Linked DNA regions of Homo sapiens: region 2 is linked to region 1. The links are chromatin contacts, found by Hi-C or POLR2A ChIA-PET in ENCODE. All regions are on one chromosome and are shown on one strand. Each heading gives the region's core, a stretch centred on a gene start or an enhancer-like site at or near the end of the contact. The rest is flanking DNA. Distances are from core to core; before and after follow the strand shown.

What was found. A loop is a pair of places that touch in the nucleus more often than their neighbours do. ChIA-PET counts read pairs that join two places held with the same protein, here RNA polymerase II (POLR2A).
Region 2: a loop to region 1 is called in a map of heart right ventricle, with 2.9 times the contacts of the local background. The contact joins two enhancer-like sites. A Hi-C loop is called at or near these places in 1 of 168 maps with a recorded cell type or tissue (heart right ventricle). POLR2A ChIA-PET finds 5 or more read pairs at or near these places in 1 of 52 experiments (activated T-cell).

What each region holds. Positions count from the first base shown.
Region 1 is chr3:112,603,240-112,607,756 of GRCh38, reverse strand. It overlaps CCDC80 (coiled-coil domain containing 80), which reads left to right. Exons shown (of 8, transcript NM_199511.3): 7 at 501-581; 8 at 1,994-4,517. The coding sequence ends at 2,340. Among named protein-coding and RNA genes, the nearest start is that of CCDC80, 36 kb to the left of the region's middle. RefSeq lists an enhancer at 3,700-3,869. Within about 2 kb of position 3,061, at least 5 of the 41 ENCODE cell types and tissues checked have a DNase peak (open chromatin) inside an H3K27ac peak, as active enhancers do.
Region 2 is chr3:112,810,036-112,814,812 of GRCh38, reverse strand. CD200R1L-AS1 (CD200R1L antisense RNA 1) reads right to left here. Exons shown (of 3, transcript NR_149027.1): 2 at 86-150. Among named protein-coding and RNA genes, the nearest start is that of CD200R1L-AS1, 9.9 kb to the right of the region's middle. Within about 2 kb of position 2,877, at least 6 of the 41 ENCODE cell types and tissues checked have a DNase peak (open chromatin) inside an H3K27ac peak, as active enhancers do.

The DNA.
Region 1 (4,517 bases), core at 1,812-4,311:
TGGAGTGCAGTGGCGCGATCTCGGCTCACTGCAACCTCCGCCTCCCGGGTTCAAGTGATTCTCCTGTCTCACCCTCCCGAGTAGCTGGGACTACAGGCACGTGCCACCACACCCAGCTGATTTTTTTTATTGTTAGTAGAGACGGGGTTTCACCATGTTAGCCAGGGTGGTCTCTATCTCCTGACCTCGTGATCTGCCCACCTCGGCCTCCCAAAGTGCTGGGATTACAGGCATGAGCCGCCGCGCCCAGCATGGCTTCATCTTTTCTTTTCTTTTTTGTCATTTAGTAGAATGAGAATCACAGTTCATCTTCTTTGAGGTTTTGAAAGTATTTTCTTCCTTATGGTAAAAATTTAAAATGGATTATTCTTCTCAATCGGGTTATGCTCTATATTCTTTTTAAATTTAAGAGATTTTTAATTGTCAGATATCAGGGCTTTGAAGTAAAAGATAACTTCTAATCCTTTCCTCTAATCCTATGGTTTTCTTTTTTCTCTCAGGTCTGCGCCACATAACCATTCTGAAGCTTTTAGGCGTTGGAGAGGAAGTTGGGGGAGTGTTAGAACTGTTCCCAATTAATGGTAATGTGTTGTTATCTTGAAACAGTATGAACTAGTGTTAAGTTCAGTTAAATTACATTAAGTTATATGCAAGCAGTGGGTGTATCTCTAAGGTGAACAAAGTTCATTGAATCCTCCTCCCACTTCATGCATTTGTGCATGTGTGCCTGTGTGTGCACGGGATATGTAGGGGAAGGGGTGTGGAGTACAGGGACTAATATTATTTCTAATATAAACCATTCCAAGTAACAGTAAAAATATCCATTTTTCTTAACTAAAATAATGCTTTTTGGGGGTCCGTATAGGTCCTTATGGTTTACAAAGCATTTTCTTCTATTTTATATCATTTAATTCTCACAATAGTTTTGTGAGGCACATAGGTCATATCTCATTGATTCCCTTTCAACAGATAAGGACATACACTAAAAGGCTCAGAGAAGCTGAAAGACACATACACTAAAAGGCTCAGAGAAGCCGGGCATGGTGGCTCACGTCTGTAATCCTAGCACTTTGGGAGGCCGAGGTGGGCAGAACACTTGAGGTCAGGAGTTCGAAACCAGCCTGGCCAACATGGTAAAATCCGTCTCTACTAAAAATACAAAAATTAGCCAGGCATGGTGGCATGCGCCTGTAGTCCCAGCTACCTGGGAGGCTGAGGTAGGACAATCGCTTGAACCTCGGAGGTGGAGATTGCGGTGAGCCGAGATCACACCACTGCACTCCAGCCTGGGTGACAGAGCAAGACTCCATCTCAAAAACAAAACAAAACAAAACAAAACAAAACAAAACAAAACAAAAAAAGACTCTTGACTGAAGTTTTCAGAAAGCAAATCCAGTCCTTTCTTCCAAGACCAAGCTCTTTAAATAATGTGTGTAAAATACTTGGCAGAATGCCGGACACAGCAGACTTGAAAGTGTCAGCTCCTTTTCTCCTTCCCCTCTATTCTTTTCACTATTCACAATAGTTTAAATATTCCTCTAGATCTTAACAGAATTGATATTTTCACTTTTAACAATGAAATAAGCTTTTTATCATTAAGATGTGTCAAAAGGTAAGCTGTAGTTACAGAGAAGTAACTAAGCTAATTGGAAATAAACTTAGAAAGATAAACTATATAATCCTTGTTAGTGACAAATTTTAAAGAAATTAGTCTTGCCAGGATTAAATTAAGGAATTGGTTTTATACTTTGTAACATTCCTACAAAAGACACATCGAGTGCCCCAAAGTTTGACCCTAATCGTGTTGCAGAAAGCAGGGACATTTAATTTCTAGTAGAAAAAGCCCCAGCAAACTTCTTTAATTAGATTTTGAACTAAAGAGAAGAGGCTCATGGGTCCTCCCTATTCTCACAGTAATTTCCTCACACTTTAATGTTTTCATGGGCTCTGACTGTTTAATCTACTAACAATAACTATTCCAATGTTATTCTAGGGAGCTCTGTTGTTGAGCGAGAAGACGTACCAGCCCATTTGGTGAAAGACATTCGTAACTATTTTCAAGTGAGCCCGGAGTACTTCTCCATGCTTCTAGTCGGAAAAGACGGAAATGTCAAATCCTGGTATCCTTCCCCAATGTGGTCCATGGTGATTGTGTACGATTTAATTGATTCGATGCAACTTCGGAGACAGGAAATGGCGATTCAGCAGTCACTGGGGATGCGCTGCCCAGAAGATGAGTATGCAGGCTATGGTTACCATAGTTACCACCAAGGATACCAGGATGGTTACCAGGATGACTACCGTCATCATGAGAGTTATCACCATGGATACCCTTACTGAGCAGAAATATGTAACCTTAGACTCAGCCAGTTTCCTCTGCAGCTGCTAAAACTACATGTGGCCAGCTCCATTCTTCCACACTGCGTACTACATTTCCTGCCTTTTTCTTTCAGTGTTTTTCTAAGACTAAATAAATAGCAAACTTTCACCTATTCATGAGTTATTATTGAAACCTCAAATCATAAAGACATTTAAAAGAATTGTTTTTCTAACTGGAGGGGCTCTAGTGCTAAATAATAGTACTGAAAATTGATATTATTTTCCTTTTCTTATATGAAGGACCTTATTTGGCATATAAAATTTTATAAAATATGTATTTAAAGCTTTTTCTTATTTTTTGTATTAATTGGTAAGTGAAAACTCTGTTAAAGATCACACCACAATGTTTTCAAGAAACATCTGAAAAGATAAAACAAAGAACAAATAACTTATAATACTTACTTAAATTGACACTTTTTGAAATGCCAGTCTGAAAATAATTAAGATATCTCTGCTTTGTATGAGTTTCTTTTATGAAACTTGATACCACGGGAGTCCAGTAATATTGGCCACAAAAGCCAGAGAAAGTACCAAGCCCAGCTTTGTTATCATAGCCACTTCCTGCCCTGCTTCTGTTATTTTTAGTGTTTTTTCAGATATAAATCGGGGTCCAGGAAATCCTCACCAGAATCTGGCACTGCAGCCAAAGGCGATACTTCCAGAGTTCTAGTAGGCTGCTATGGAATTTCTGGCATGAAAATTCTTGACCCCTCACACTTTACCCCCTGTACAGCACAGGCATACCATGGAGATATTACAGGATCAGTTCCAGACCACCATAATAAAGTGGATATCGCAATAAAGTGAGTCACACAAAATTTTTGGTTTCTCAGTGCATATAAAAGTTATGTTTACACTCTTTAGTAGTCTATTAAGTGTATAATAGCTTTATGTCCAAAAAATGTACATGTTTTATTTTAAAAATACTTTATTGCTAAAAATTGCTAATGATCATAATCTTTTTGCATTGATGTTGATGGCTGCTGAATGATCAGGGTGGTGGTTACTGAAGGTTGGGGGTGATGGTGGCAATTTCTTAAAATAAGACAGCAATGAAGTTTGCCACTTCGATTGACTTTTTCTTCATGAAAGATTTCTCTGCAGCATGTGATGCTGTATGATAGCATTTTACCAGTAGTACAACTTCTTTTGAAATTGGAGCCAATCCTCTCAAACCCTGTTGCTGCTTTATTAATGAAATTTATGTAATGTTGTAAATCCTTTGTTGTCATTTCAATAATGTACATAGCAACTTACGCGAGTAGATTCCATCTCAAGAAATCACTTTCTTCGTTCATTCATAAGAAGCAAGTCTTCATCTATTAAACTTTTGTAATGAGATTGCAGCAATTCAGTCACATCTTCAGGCTCCACTTCTAATTCCAGTTCTCTTGCTATTTCCACTATGTCTATAGCAGAGCTTCCTCCAATGAAGTCTTGGGCCTCTTAAAATCATCCATGAGGGATGGAATCAGTTTCCGAACTCATTGATCTTCCTATTTTGACCTTCTCCCATGAATCACGATGTTCTTAACAGCATCTAGAATGGTGAATCCTTTCCAGGTTTTTAATTTGCTTTGCCCAGATCCATTAGCGGGATCACAATCTGTGACAGTTATAGTCTTACGAAAAGTGCAAATGACTCCTTGATTCCTGTGCTGCACAATAGGTATTGTGTTAGCAGGCACGAAAATATTAATCTCCTTGTATATCTCTATCCAAGTTCTTGGGTGACTGGGTATATTGTCAGTGAACAGCTATATATATATATATTATAGTGGTCTGGAACTGATCATTTATATATATATTTTATATACATATATAAAATATATAATATATATTATATATATATATATTTTTTTCGAGATGGAGTCTCGCTCTGTCACCCAGGCTGGAGTGCAGTGGTGCGATCTTGGCTCACTGCAACCTCTGCCTCCGGGGTTCAAGTGATTCTCCTGCCTCAGACCCCTGAGTAGCTGGATTTACAGGCGCCCACCACTACACCCAGCTTATTTTTGTATTTTTAGTAGAGATGGGGTTTCACCATGTTAGTCAGGGTGGTCTCGAACTACTGACTTTGGCCTCGGCCTCCCAAAGTGCTGGGATTACAGGCATGAGCCACTGCGCCCGGCCCGAAC
Region 2 (4,777 bases), core at 1,628-4,127, 210 kb before region 1:
GTATTGTTTACTGTATTCTTACAATAAAGAAAGCTAGAGAAAAGAAAATATTAAGAAAATCATTAGGAAGAGAAAATGTATGTACTATTTATTAAGCGGAAGTAAATCATCATAAAGGTCTTCATCCTTGTTGTCTTCACATTGAGTAGACTGAAGAGGAGGAGGAAGTAGAGAGGTTGGTTTTGCTGTCTCAGGGGACGCAGAAGTGGAAGAAATCCACATATAAGTAGATCTGTGCACTTTCAACTTGCTGTTCCAGGGTCAATGATATACATGCCCAACAAATTAACTGTGGTCCTAAATACAGGGAGACTGGGAGCAATTTTTAGCAGAACACAATTGAGAGCCACTAGATGGTGCTTCAACTTAAGTCTCTTAACATTTCGAAGCAAGCTAAGACCTACTAACCTTAAGCAATGTAATCCTGCATTAAAAAAAATTTTTTTCCATACTTCTCCATTTACAAATTCTTTAGGTCTTCTTGGGTGGTTTTGGAACAATTACAGAAGGAGAATAAAATGGTTTAACTTGAAATTAAGGGGAAAAAAATCTTTTTGGTTCCTAAACTTGAATTGTACTACCCTTTTCATTTAATGTTAGTAAAAAACATTTTGTTTACCAAACAAGATAAAGGGATATTAATAGATTCACTTCGGGGAATGGGGAAATGTGAGGATATTTTAGTGGTTAAACCAAGATTAGTACTTGTTTCTTAAACTAGAGAGTTGAGATCACCCAGTCATAAAATGCAAATAGCTGCTTGCTCATGTTAATAGCAGCAGATGGTTAGAGCTACAGATGAAATTAAGTGGCCTTCTTCACTTCCTAGATCCTCCTCCATATCTCCTCCCCCATCATCTTTTAGAGGCATGTGTGGTATTCTAAAGTTAAAAGGAAGCTACGGATAATTGAGGTCAACTTCCTCATTTTGAAAAAGAGGAAACTGAGACTCTCAGAGTTAAGTGAACATGGAGTGTTACTAAGAAGCCAGCTGGCCTACTTGGCTTGTTGCTGAGAGGAAGGCAGCCACCCTAAGGCCACAGTCAGACATGGCACAACTAGGGGAAGAGGGCTGACCATCTCTTTCTTGGTCCCCATCTTACTAATGAGGACTGAGAGCCCTTCACAAGCTTTCCCTCCTGTCTGATTGGCCAAGACTGTATGACAATTCTTTAGCCAATCCCTGGCAAAGGGACTGAGATTTTGCTTATGTTGATTAGTCCTTTCATGCAGATGGGACTAAGATCAACACCTTTCTTCAGACACACATCTTGTGGGAGAGGAGTGAGTGGGACTTGAACAAAATTGGGGCTTTGTTAAGAAGGAGAAATGAAGTATGTGTGTGAAGCCTTGATGAGGGGGATGATAGTAGTCAAACTTAATTTTAGAAGGCACATAAGAACATTGAAGGTGGACGCAGGCAGGGAAGAAAGGCATGCTGGGAAGAGAGGACAGCATGGATGAAGGCAAAGTAGTGTAACAGGGTGTGTCTCTTTCAGGGCAATGGGGAAATTGTCCATATCATCTCCTCACACAAACTCTACATTTCATGAGGTCATCTGAGGACAGAAGACTGCTATTAAGAATGCCAGGAGAGTTTTGCAGGACAAGCAAATCTTGATCAATTTACAATGTTTTCTGAACAGAATGTCCAAATATTCTGACTGATTCACCCAACATTGATTTTAAGATTAAATAAGGAGCCAAGAACATTGGTTTATACAAAGTAGAGAACCAAAGAGAGGCTGGGGAGAGGCAGTGAGTCTGACAGACGATGTCTCTAATCTCAGAAGGGTGGGACTTGGTTTCTGAGCTGGGTAAAGCTGGCAGAGTAGAGACAATTCTCCTTATTCTGGTTTTTCTTGATAAAACATGAAAATTATTCTTGCTCTTAACCCAGTTGAAGAGAGGGCTTGGGGAATAATCTTTATACATTTCTAAATGTCCTTGTGAAAAGTGTCATAGAAACCCAAAGTCTTATTATCCATCCTACCTGTTTCCAAATGCTCCTCATGCACACATTGGTGTGTTCCTCCCTAGAATGTCTCTTCTCCTTAAGACATGGGGGGCCAACACACAGATAAAACATTTTTAGTTGTGACTTCTTCAGTTTGAAGCTCCCACATGTTGAGGAGGGAGCTCTTCAGAGTATAATAGTCACCAGGGAGGAAAGAAATAAGCATCTCTGCACAGGGGAAGGAGGTCATGGGGCTAATCAAGAGAATTTGTAAATATGACAGGAGGGTGACAAAAAACATTCACAGGCTCACATTCAGAAAAAGTAAATTTAACAAGATAACACTAAAACAAGAGGAATCGTGAAGTTCAACCAAATGTTATGACTTTTAAGGGAAAACAATATGAATATCTTTCCAAATCACTGTCATGATTTGCCTGTTCCTAAGCATGCCATCCTCCTGGGAAACAGGTTGTATGTGATTATGAGACTAATCGTTTACTCTTGTTTCTTAACATAATAAAAATGCCTGACTACATCAAAACTTTTCAGTTTCTCCTTAATGTTATCTTTCTGAAAACAGACAGCAAGAGACCTGCTGAGGAGGGCAGTCTGTGGCTAAGATGAGAGTTTACTATACTTCTGAAGGACATTTTATCTACCATGCTGCTTCCTGGGTGCTGTGAGGCCACAGAACCTGGAGAGGAAGCAGGTCTCCTCTGTCGTGGGCACTGCGTGGTCAGGTCATGCTGTTGAGAAGATTAATCTCAGATGTTACTGCCGAGCCTTGGAATGGACATAAACACTTCCGCGGACCTGAGTGAAGCCGTGTGGGAGACAGGAGCCAGACCAGGTCTTTTGTGTGTGTGTCTCACTGCAGAGCTTACAGTTTATTTGCAATTCCTGCACTCCCAACTTTAAGGCTTTTTGCTGAGGACACCATCTGCGACATAACACCTTCAAAAAAACTCTCCCACAAACTTTCCCATATTCCATGTAATGGAAAATTGCAACACAATTTACAAGACATTGAAAACCAAGGAGTGGCCCAAGATGTCAGCTCCAAGAAGCTACAGTAAATGTCTTGGGACCAGAAAGAATGATTAAGCAACTGGCATTCCAGCAAGAAGCATCTGTCTTTTGTCACTCTCCCCAAAGCAACATATAAATGTGCAGAGGAAGGCTGCTATTTCAGTAGGGGCAAAGGAGGTCAGCTGTTTGTAACATTTTCCATCATTCTCTCACAACTAAAACCCAAATCCCATTACTTTCCAACTGCCTATCAGGAGAGGGTGTTTGCTGATGCAGCCCAAGGGTGCCTAATCGCTATCCCCAGTAACCCATGGCAGCCCTTGCATCCTGGAGGATGATTAAATGGCAGATCCTAGGGAGGAGTTGGATGTGAAACCTTAGCCCTATGCCAAACTGGGCTTAGGTTTTTACTTTTTTTTTTTTTTTTTTTTTTTTTGCTTTTTTTTAAGATTTCTATCCAAAACATGCTTTCCTTGGCAGCCTCCCCAGAGGACTGTGAAGTCATAGGGCATAAATTATCCAACTCTTACCTCTGCAGGATGGTAAAACAGATTTAAGAAGACTTGCAAATTGCAGCTGTTCTTGGGCAAGGGCTCTGGCCAGGTCGAAACCAGCAGATCCACCGGTAGTGCACACACATACACACAGGCTGTGTGACAATCCATCTTCAGCTGCCATCGAACACTAGAGCAAGGCTATCTGTGTTCACCCAATCACTCCAGCTTTGTGCTTAACTTCTCACAGTTAATTGTTCTTTTCTTTAATGACTACTTTTCAAAAAGACTAGGAAGTGTGGAATTTATCAGTATTTCTTATTAATGGGTAAAAGATTAAATAGTTGCATCCTACCTTTTCAGTCTATTCTCTGCCACACTCCTTTTATTCCTAACCACACACCCACTGTCCAGCTTTCTTAGAAATTTCTCTCTATCCTTTCCTTACTGCATATTCTGCCTTGGCTTGTGCTGTTTCTTCTAAGATGAAGGTCTTTACCCTCACCCGTATCTTACAAAAGGCTGTTTTCTCTTCAGAGCTACTGCATCTGTGAAAAATTCCTCGGTGCCTGGTTCTGACTTAGGCATTGCTCTACCATAGCAATTCTTTTTATGGTATTTTCTGGATGATCAAGGCCCTAGGCTTTACAGGTATTTGTTTTCATGTGTCTCCACCACTAAGTTGTGAGATTCATGAGGGCAGACAACATATCTCATTTACTTTGCTGTCTTTCAAACTGCCTAGCACGATGTCTTATATATAGGGAATACTTAACAAACATACACTGAATTTGAATTTAAAAACTCAAGAACTGAGAAATATATGACCACTAAAGGGATACATGGATACATTCAGCACATGAATAAATAAAGTTCTATATGACAAAGAATTAGATACAATATTTGCAACATATGTAAGACAAATTGAATACGTGAATGCCAACAAATCCAAAGAAAAAGACAGAAAATCCCATAAACACATGGGCAAAGGAAATAAAATGTCATTTTACAAGATAGGAAAAATGAATGTTTAATAAACGTATGAAGTGATATTCAAACTAAAGAGTAATAAGAGAAGTGCTAATTAAAAATAGCTGAGATATCATTTTTTCATATATCACATTGGTAAAATTAATAATTTTGATAGTATTAACTATTAAAAGAGGTGTAGGGAACATGCAGTTTCTGATGGGAGTGCAAGTTAACACATCCATTTCAGAGAGCAGTTTGCCAATATGACCTAGTAATTCCACTTTTCAGTGTCTACTCAAAGTACTACTATTTGTGTGCACGA